Regions from separate parts of the Mus musculus genome. Here region 1 is linked to region 2. Evidence: chromatin loops called from intact Hi-C (ENCODE). Cell type or tissue: left cerebral cortex. All regions are shown on one strand. Links, peaks and the distances in the headings refer to the core of each region. The heading gives the core; the rest is flanking DNA.

The links. Peaks named below come from ENCODE experiments on the same cell type or tissue, not always from the same donor. Only the 100,000 strongest peaks of a DNase experiment are listed, where the experiment ranks them.
Region 1: it touches region 2 in a loop (2.7-fold over the local background); 6 of 42 quality-filtered maps call a loop at or near these places.

Annotation. Positions count from the first base shown.
Region 1 is chr13:39,431,800-39,437,185 of GRCm38, reverse strand. No RefSeq gene overlaps it. Among named protein-coding and RNA genes, the nearest start is that of Gm32243, 210 kb to the left of the region's middle. In left cerebral cortex, for the core only: no CTCF peak of the experiment used is centred there; no DNase peak of the experiment used is centred there.
Region 2 is chr13:39,181,226-39,186,611 of GRCm38, reverse strand. No RefSeq gene overlaps it. Among named protein-coding and RNA genes, the nearest start is that of 5033403F01Rik, 220 kb to the right of the region's middle. In left cerebral cortex, for the core only: a CTCF peak has its summit at 2,818 (motif pointing left); DNase peaks (open chromatin) are centred at 2,583 and 2,815.

The DNA of each region.
Region 1 (5,386 bases), core at 250-5,249, 250 kb before region 2:
ATGAACCAACAACCAGACAACAGTTATCTAGTGGAAAGGCTGGTCAAGAATGGGTCGGTAACATGGAATAGGTTAACGACCAAGATGAGCTAAGTGTAGATGTTACAAATTAAAAGAGCAAAACCAGAAGCCTTAGCTAATCTGCAATGTGTTCAATAGAAACGACTTAAACTGAAATAAGAAGCAGTAAATGAAGGGGTGGGAGATGGATGTAGCATTTAAGGGCCGCAGTACCCACGGGCTTGGCGTATGGAATAACAGGCTCCACCAGAGAAAGAGGACAGAAAACATTTCCAAACAAATACTGTCTGCAAAACAATTGAAAGCATTTAAGTTTACAGCCACAAACTCCAAAAGGTTTTAAAGAGTATAAGAGCAGAGCAGAGCAAGGCCAGTGCTGTGTACATGTGCCTAGATGCACACACTTTGAAAACCAAAGAAACGAAAACTTCTCTGGCAGCCTGAGAAGAGCAAACCGTCCATACGGGGTAACTGCGAAGAGCATTAAAATAGTTCCTCAGAAACTAGACGAGTCGGGAAGTGGGGAAGTGAATAGACTAATAATGTTAAGACAAAGAATAAGAAGAGAATAATCTATCCAGGGAATTCCATATGCAGTGAAAATATCTCCAAAATGTGAATGGATAAACAAAATGTGTGTTACATATACAATACAGTATAATCAGCCATAAAAAAAAATAAAAGAAGGAAAGGAAGGAACGAAGAAAAGAAGGGAGGGAGGGAGCGAGCAAGCAAGAATGAATGAATGAACGAATGAAGTTAAGTCATTTTCAGAAGATGAACAGAACTGGAGATCATTGTGGCAAATGAAAGAAAAATATCTTTTATTTCATTAACTAGAGCATAGACTTTACATATATAGACATGAAAGTAGAAAGGAGACTGAAATTGTACTGGTTAGGGAGGGGTGTGTTAGTTGGTTTTTGTCAACTTAAAAAAAATCCCTTGGAATATCTGGGTAAAAGGAATTCTAATTAAGACAATGCATCCATAAGACTGGCTGGTGGGCAAGCCTGTGAGGTAGTAAGTGCTGTTGGAAGGCCCAGCTCACTGTAGGCCATGATACCCGGGGCAGGTGGACCTAGGCTATATAGGAGAGAAGCCCGAGCAAGCCTTGTGGAGAAAACCAGTGAGCCAATTTCCCCATGGCTCCTCTCAGTTCCTGTGCTGAGTTTCTGTCTTGGCTTCCTTCAGTGGGCTGTGACCTGGGATGTGTAAGCTGAAACCCTTTTCTTCCCAAGTCGCTTTGGTCATGGCGTTTTGTCACAGCCTTGGAAACTTGACGAAGATAAAGGGGAAGGAAGTAACATGGTCAAAATATACAACACCGTTCTAAAGTCATCACTTGGGTAGATAATATATACTAATGGATCTTTAATTAAAAACATTAGTTAAAGCAGAGAAGTTTTTAGTAAAATGGAACTTGAAGCAATTCAAGCTCACAGACCAGAATATGAAGAAATTCTTTAGAAAGGGAGTCATGACTATTAGGAACCAGAACCTCACAAAGAAATAATGAAATAGAGGCAGGCGGATTTCTGAGTTCGAGGCCAGCCTGGTCTGCAAAGTGAGTTCCAGGACAGCCAGGGCTATACAGAGAAACCCTGTCTTAAAAGAGCCAAAAAAAAAAAAAAAAAAAAAAAGAAAAGAAAAGAAAAGAAAAGAAATAATGAAATGTATATAGGGACAACAAATAGGTACCAAATGTAATATGTTTATATATTTATAACATGTATAAATATATAAACATATATAAACATATGTATACATATATATACAAATATACACACATAAATGTATAGTATATAAATATATAAGCATATGTATAAATATAGACATATGTACATATACATGCATATAAATATTTATAAATATATATATAAACATATACATATGTACATATATGTTAAAGTTTCAGCCAGTTCAACAGATTTTCCTAATATCAAATTGGTACCTTTTTATTTCTTTTTTTTAACTTAATTTCATTTGTAATTCATTTTTACACTCCATATTCTATTCTCCACCCCCTCCCCATCCACCCTCTGACTATTCCACATCCCACACCTCCTCTCTACCCCACCCCCTCTCCACGTGGATGCCCCCACCCCCACCCCACCTGACCTCTAAACTCCCTGGGGCCTTCAGTCTCATAAAGGTTAGGTGCATCATCTCTGAATGAACACAGACCTGGCAGTTCTCTACTGTATGTGTGTTGGGGGCCTCATATCAGCTGGTGTATGCTGTCTGTTTGGTGGTCCAGTGTTTAAAAGATATCAGAGGTCCGGATTAGTTGAGACTGCTGGTCCTCCTACAGGATCACCCTTCTTCTCAGCTTCTTTCCACCTTCCCTAATTCAATAACAGGGGTCAGCTGCTTCTGTCCATTGGTTGGGGGCAACTAACTGCATCTGACTCTTTCAGCTGCTTGTTGAGTCTTTTGGAGGGCAGTCAAGATAGATCCCTTTTTGTGAGCATTCCGTATCCTCAGTCGTAGTGTCAGGCCTTGGAACCTCCCGTTGAGCTGGATCCCACTTTGGGCCTGTCGCTGGACCAGCAGCGTATGTGTGCCCTGCTGTGTCCTACTCAGCTAGCTGGAATCAGCCCTCAGATGTGAGAATGGAAAGTGCAGCTTGCATGGCAGATATCACAAGCGGAAAAAGTGAGGTCGTTAAGACCAATGTGGTTCCCATAGTTTCCATACTTACACGGTCTCTGGTAAGTCAGCGTTCCCAGTAACCAAGCTCCATTTAATAGTCACTCGTCATCCCTTTTCTACCATGAGAAATATTTCTAAACCTGGGAGCACAGTGATTGTCTCCAGCATGTTTGTCCTTCATGATTGTCAAGGCCAAGTTTGTTACTACATGGCATCTGCCTAATAATGAAGTGATTTCTTTAAATCTTAACTCCACAAGTGATATTCTGATTTCTAAAGGCTTTATTTGGACAACCTGATACTTTCTGCCTTCTCAGGGTTATCTTTGTCAATGCTTTGTCGATGGTTCTGGTCTTTTATACCCAGACAATCCTAGCCATCTAGTACAAGCTGTCTCCCTACTGAGCTGTCTCTTTGCTATAAGGCTCGGTGAAATTCCTACTATTAAGTACTTTAAGTATGTGCACACACATCTATGCCTATAAAACCATCTTTCTCATCAGAATTCACTACTGATAATATTAATTGGCTAGCAAACAGGTCCCTCCTGAGGGCGATGCACACAGCTATGGAGTCATGGGTGTTCGGCTTTTTTATTGCATACCTTGCAATTGATGTGACAAGAGAGTTTTAAAATCTTTTCCTCTTTAGAGTTGTTTCTAAGGAGGAGGGACATGATTTTCAGGAAAGGTACTTATTAATTTTAACTTTCAGCGCTAAAGCTTTTGGAAGCCTTTCTTGGAATGGATTTGAGGTGAAGTGTGGTGGGCTAGGGATGTAGCACAGTCCTTGGTTCAACCTCAACTAATACAACATCCAAGAAAATGGGCTGTGGGAAGCAGCCACGTGTCCGTTGATAGAACCCTGCCTCCCTGCTATTTATTGTCACTCTCAGGTTTATTGTTTATTATTTATTGTCAGCTGTGTCTGAGCATCGCTGCTGGGAGGATGTTTTTATGGGCATAGATGTATGTGCACGTAATTAAAGCACAAACCCCGGGAAGTCTACAGAAATGAATAAACTGAACCAAGTTTTGGCTTCCGAGACATAACAGTTTGTCAAGGAATAAGGACAATAAGTTAAAAGGAAAACGGGTTCCGAGTGTAATTAGCAGTGAAAGCCTTTGACAAGGTGACCATTCCTGCATCACTGAGGAGGGACATATTAAGTGGAGCCCTTCTGTGAGAGCAGACAGTGCTCCTTTGTTTGGTCAGGTGATAACTCTTAACACCATTAAGTTCTCCTGAATGACTGACTGAGTTTTCCCATCCCTATTGGTTTGCTTCTGGAAGCTCAAGTGTGAGCTTGCAGGATATTAAATTCACCAGATTATAGCACAAGATAATTTTCTTCCCTTCTTCCTTCCTCCCTCCCTCCCTCCCTCCTCCCTCCCTCCCTCCCTCCCTCCTCCCTCCCTCCCTCCTTCCCTGCTTCTTTCCTTTCTCCCTCCCTCCCTCCCTCCCTCCCTGCTTCCTTCCTTCCTCCCTCCCTCCCTGCTTCCTTCTTTCCTTCCCTCCCTCCCTTCCTTCCTTCCTTCCTTCCTTCCTTCCTTCCTTCCTTCCTTTTATATTCGATTATGAGCTTTAATTTCTTTTTTTAAATTTGATTTTCCATTTATTTACTTTTCAAATGCTATCCCCCTTCCTGGTTTCCCCTCTGCAACCTCCTTATCCAATCTCCTTTACCCTGCTTTTATGAGGGAGCTCCCCCACCCACCTCCCCACTCCTGCCTCACCTCCTTAGCATTCCTCTACATTGGGGCACCAAGGGCCTCCCCTCCCATTGATGCCAGATAAGGCCCCTTCAGCTCCTTCAGTCCTTCTCCTAACTCCTCCACTGGGGTCCCTGTGCTGTCCGATGGTTGGCTGCGAGCATCCTCAGTTGTATTGGTCAGGATCTGGCAGATCCTCTAAGGAGACTGAGTGGTAATGATCAAACTCCAACTCATGCAGATGTCTGCCAGTGTTACAAGTGACTGGGGCTGGAAAAGTGGGTCCACCTAGACCATTTCATCTCATAAGAAGCAATTCTTCCCTGCATTTCAATTAGAAGACATACTTGTCCGCTGTGCAAGGCTGAGCACCAGTGCTCAGCCTAGAAACCATGGTGGAGGAGATGTCTTCTAAAGATGTCTTCTGGCTTCTGCATGAGCACAGTGGCACATGTGTGAACACACATGCACACACACACACACACATGCGCACACACACATACATTAAATAAAATTTAAAACAGCTAAAAAGAACTTGGCATTCAGAATATTAGGCAACCAATCCAGACCTCTGGTCTTGAGTCTCTGAACATCACAAGTCACTAATCTGCTTAAATGACAGAAAACAGAAGTCTCAACATAGAAAAAATCAATAAAGCATACTTGGAATTATCATTAAAATTTTGAACACTTATTGGCATATATATCCCACAGACAGAAGGGCACGTGCACATGTATGTAATACATGGGCTGTAGCACTTCCCTCCTTCATTACAAGTTATGTCCCAGGCGAAGTTTGTCTTTCTTAATTTCAAAGGAGAAATTAATTTTTCTACATGATAAGTAAATCCCTGGCCACCAGTCTTGTGTTTACCTTTGAAAGTCAGATGCCCTGTTCCTTCCTCTATAAGCAGTCCCTTCTACCACCTATGCCATGGTTTGTCAGGTGGAATAGACGTGCCGCCATTCTCAAAGCCATTTTGTTGAATATTGGTTTT
Region 2 (5,386 bases), core at 93-5,092:
ATAAAGCTGATTGCTCAGTAAGTGGAAATCCTGGGTAGAATAAAGCAGCCCATCTTCCATCTACCCATCTTGTCACTCGGGAAATTCATCATGGCTGACTGCTTCGAGCTGGTTGTCAATCTCCACTTGCCCTCAGATGCAGCCCAAACAGTGGCTTTCCCTGGATCTCAAGTCTGACATAGCCTAGCTCCAAGCTGTTAAGTTTCTGCACTCCCGACTTGCTGACTACAGACCCTGAGATTCTTCAGCCTCAAAGGAGGATAGAAACTGACTCTTGATAGTGGATCTTTTGCTAATGTTTGTGTGTATTCTCCTGGTTTCATTTGCTGAGGATTTGAATAGAACCCATGTCAGCAGTCTCAATCAAGTCATTACCTTCTGCTTTTATAAGAAAAAGAATGGCCTAGTCGGCCATCACTGAGAAGAGAGGCCCCTTGGTATTACAAACTTTATATGCCCCAGTATAAGGGAATGCCAGAGCCAAGAAGCAGGAGTGGGTGGGTAGGGGAGCAGGGTGGAGGGAGGGTATAGGGAACATTCGGGATGGCATTTGAAATGTATATAAAGGAAATATCTATAAATAAATAAATAAATAAAATTTATATACAACAGAAAAAAAAAGAAAAAGAAATTTTGGTTGCTATGGGGTTCTTTAAAGCGTAGCATTCTATAATTGTCTGATTCTATCATTACTAACTGGGAAGGTGCTTTTCACACCTGGCTATATTCACTGACCTACCAAGTGCCTACGACTGACCTAGTAACTGCCATGAGTACTAAGTCGTTTTATCTTGAAATATTCTGAGTGTTGCTTTCCGTTTTCTTGGGGAAAGTACACAAGGCTATGTAGCAATTTGTCAAAGTCACAAAACAAGAGGAAAGCATTTTATTTATATTAATAAAACAATGAATAACTTAAGGGAGTACAGAAATGTAAAAAGTGATGAGTTTAAGAAATAGCATCCTAGCATCCTGGTATTCAACCATGACATGGTTGTCAATCTTTCAACAAGTCTCCATCCAGGTTAACATAGAGGCCCCATGTAGACAACTTCCTAAAAATAAAAATAAAACAAAACAAAGATTGCTAGGGGCGTTGCTTTGTTGGTATACTCTTTGGAAACATCATCTTCTATGTAGTCCATGCTGGCCTTCAACTCACTTTGTATCCCAGACTGGCTTCAAATCCTGGCATTCCCCCTGCATCAGCTTCCTGAGTGCTAAGATTACAGGACTGTGCTACACAACCTGCTAGTGGTTAGTGTCTTCATCCCCAGACTTCCTACTTTTTCCAGGCTCTCACCCCCCAGCCTCTCAGGTTAAAAGGTGCCCACCAAATGAGATGAAACCAAAGGTGTGGCTTATGACTGTGTTTGTTCTCATGTCTCCGTTTTTACCTTCATCCTGAAAGTCTTGTTCCTCACCTGGTAACCAAAGCACTGGTTGACTTGGTTATGCAAAGTGTATGCATATATTCAAACACTCCCAGCTGTGGGTGAGATTTGACTATAACATTCTGTTTTCTCACTTAAGTATAAAGTGATCTTAAGGCAATCTCGATTTTCCTTTCACTTATTCTTGCAGGCAACACATCTTAAGTATGAAATTTGCCTGTTTGACTTTTCTTCATCTAGGGTGATTAAGTATTCACCATTTTTGAAAGGGACAGGGAGCAATAATGTTTCAAATTCTGCCTGATGCCAATGGATAATATTCATTGCACATTTGGACAGAATGACCAGTGCTCGACCTCAGGCTCTCTGGAGTAAATATGACATTATTCCAAACAAACAATTGGGAAACTGGAGCTTAACATGGCTAAGCCATGGACATTTTGTCATACAAGCACTGAGATTAAACTAGACTAGAAGACATCTACAATTGAGTAAGTATAGTTGTCACAGAAGAATAGAAAGCAAAACAATCATTAAAGCCAGGAACATGGATGAGATACACTTTTCAAATCCTGTCATGACCGTGTGAAGTAAGGACACTATCAGAATGATTAATTAAATTAATCTCTTTTTATGAACTGAATCATTTAGCAAATCAAATAGTTTAAGTTATCCCTATCCTGTTTAAAACACAGCCTATTTCTACGATGCTCTGCACAAGTCTAGGTGAGTAGAGACTCCACATCCTGCCAATACACTAAGACTATTAAAGAAGACACGTTATAACCAGCTTTAATATGCTCGTATGTTTCATGATTTCTGAGTTTCTGAGTAGGATCCCTGACTTGAGCGAGCACTGGGAAAGGGATGATTTCAAATCCAGTGACCGTTTTTCTAGTGTAATTTAATTCGGATTTCAATTTGGAAATCCCCTCTCTCCCTGCCTCAGATTTTTTAAGGGGTTGAGGAGAGTGAAGATTAAGTGAAACCCTGAAGCTGCTTTGGTGCCTTGGCTTTATCAAGGCTTCTGTGTATTAGGCCTAAACAGCATGAATTTCTGAGGAACATGAAGGGGAGGGGAGCTGCCTTCACCGGGGAGGTGTACAGACTTGCCAAGACTGTTGAGTGGCAGTTAGCTTGGCTGTATGACAATAAATTGTGCACACATACTTCCCATCTTGCTCCTGAGCAGGGCAACAGCCCCACTTCAAACAGAACCCTTGCTTAGCCTCACCTGTAGGTTGCCAGAGCCTTCCAGGGTGGGATCTTGGCACCCAGACAAAACTCTGCCTGAAAACTCAATTTAGTGGTTCCAAGTTTTAAAAAGAATGGAAGAAAGAAAGAGAAGAAGAGAAAGTATTTTACCGGGCTTATTTCAAGAAAAAAAAAAAAATCACTGCCAAGTCTCAAATTCCCCATCTCACACTGCCATCTACTGTCAGAGGCCCAGTGTTCTGAGAAAAAGAGATACACCAAGCACATTTGTAGGCCTGGACATTTTTCCTGGACTTTCTTTTTCAAATCTGGTTGACAATTAGGTTTCACTGTTGCTCTGTTTGAGGACAATGCTGCTTTTCTTTCCCCCACTGTGTAGATTCATATACATTGCACAAAGAACGAAAGCACATCTCATGTAGGATCTTCTTACAAAAAAAAAAAAATTCCAAGCATTATAGTTCCCCCTTTGGAAGAACTATAGTCCAAAGATCTAAAGAGAAAACAAAAACAGCTCAAGAGGTCTTACCCGAGAATCCTTATCTTCCTGCTTTAACTGTAGGAAAACAAAAAACAAAGCTGAAGGATGGGGACTCCATCAATGTTGATGTGTTCTGTAAACTCTAACCATGGGATTTTGGCAGCTAACCAGAATTTCAACGAATTAGGTTGGTTGGTTGGTTGGTTGGTTGGTTGGTCAGTTAGTTAGTAAGGACTTCAGAAAATAGTGCAAATTCTACAATAGAATCCCAGAGAGCTGGTCTTTAGCATGGTTCGGTTAACTAGAGAAGGCTTCATGGCTTGGAGGATGTGTTTGGTGATTGCAAAGACTCCAATTTCCTGTTGATTTTTTAACAGGGAAATAATGATTCTTTCCTTTCCCACCTTATAGGTTTAATGGATAGGACTTACACACTCTCTGCATCTTGAAACTTGTATAACTCCCCATACACCCAGTCAAGAAAATAGAGATCTACAAAGGACAGATGTAGAGACCCCCTGCAGTGTTAAGCAAGTGTGTTAGCTTTATTCTTATGACAGCATCATGGTGAACATGAAGAGCCTTCAACCTCTATGCTATAGATACAGGTTTTGAACTTTCAAATACATCTTGGTAAAACAACTGAAAAATGGACTTAGAAATGAAGAAGCTATCAAACACAAAGCTACCACGAATAATAACAAGTGCAACCACGTGCACTGTTTTGGCCTCTGCTTCTGCATGATATCTGGGCCTGTACTCTCCATGGAGTGAACACTTCAAAAGCATTTGGTCAGTGATATTTTGACCGATGGATATCTCGGAAATTTTCTGCAAAACACCAGCCATCTCTACAGTAACATCTCGGTTCTCTCTGGAGAAGTTGCCTTACTTTTCTCCTTTAGATGACAGCCAGGAGGTAGCAAAGAGCTCACCGAAGAGTTGCACAAGATGATTTGAATACAACCCCTCTGGTACATGCAGTAAATTTAAATTTTCAAGGAACAGTTGAACTGCTATCAAATGTGGTTTGGAGGGGGGCATCAAGAATAGAACAATGTGAAGTATTTATATGTTATGAGTTGAAAGACAGAAAGCCTACCCCCTCTAAAAACAATAAGGAAAAACTGTCGAACTTTCCCAGTTATAAACTAAGACTTTGGGCCCACCTAATACAGAGCAAACATCCTTTTAACTTTAAAGAGAATTCTATGTATCAAAGGACAAATAGTTCTAAGTGTGGATATTAACAAACATGCTGGATATTCCAGTAGGAGCCTATGTTGACTTATTTCCACGTTAATTGTTTTTGAGTATTGCAAAACATCTATGCAAATGTATTTATATTCAATAACAATGGAATAGAGTAAGTAGAGAAATGATCTCCTCTGTGTATGAATTCATGACCTTGGCTTGTCATTCATTTGCTTCTTGGTAAAAATATTTAACACTGACTTATTCTTAATTCCTGTTGCCTTCCCTAAAAACTAATGGATTCTGCTCTCCTTAGCACTAGATGGGAGTAAATTCACATGACTAGGTCTACCTGTAAGACACAATAGAGAATAATCATGAGAACTGGAATAGGGCCCCAGCCCTTAGAGAGTTAGACATATCATAGAAGGCATCTAGAACTTGCTGCCCAACCTAGATCAGACCAAATCATGGGCCTTTGTAACTACTGCTACATCAGGATTGATTACGGGAATAGCTGTTTCTTTATATGGAAGACTGTGCATTGGGCAACGTGATGGGGATCAGCTACATCTGTGACCTCTGGCATGAGTGTGAGCTTCAAATCCATGGAAGGCCTGGTTTAGAGTCTAATTTCTGAACTTATTCAGAGTCTCTGACTCACTTAATGTCATAGTTTTGGTTACTATTGCTATGACAAAACATACCATAGTCCATCATTGAAAGAAGTCAGCACAGGCACTCAAACCAGACAGGAATCTTGAGGCAAGAGCTGATGCAGAGGCCATGGAGGGGTGCTGTTTACTTTCTTGCTTCCCCTGGCTTGCTCAGACTGTTTGCCTATAGAACCCAGGACCATTTCCTATAGAGCCCAGGGATGGCACCAGCTACAATGGGTAACCATCAGTTCAGAAAATGCCCCACAGCCCTATTTTATGGAGTCCTTTTCTCACTTGAGGCTTCCTTCTCTCAAATGACTTGAGTTTGTGTCAAGCTAACATAAAGCTATGCACTGTAGTAGGTCTAGGGAGCGGCCTAGGATTTACATTTCTAAAAGTTTCCCAGGTAGTTGTCCTTAGGGCCTGCTGTGTCATGACTCCTA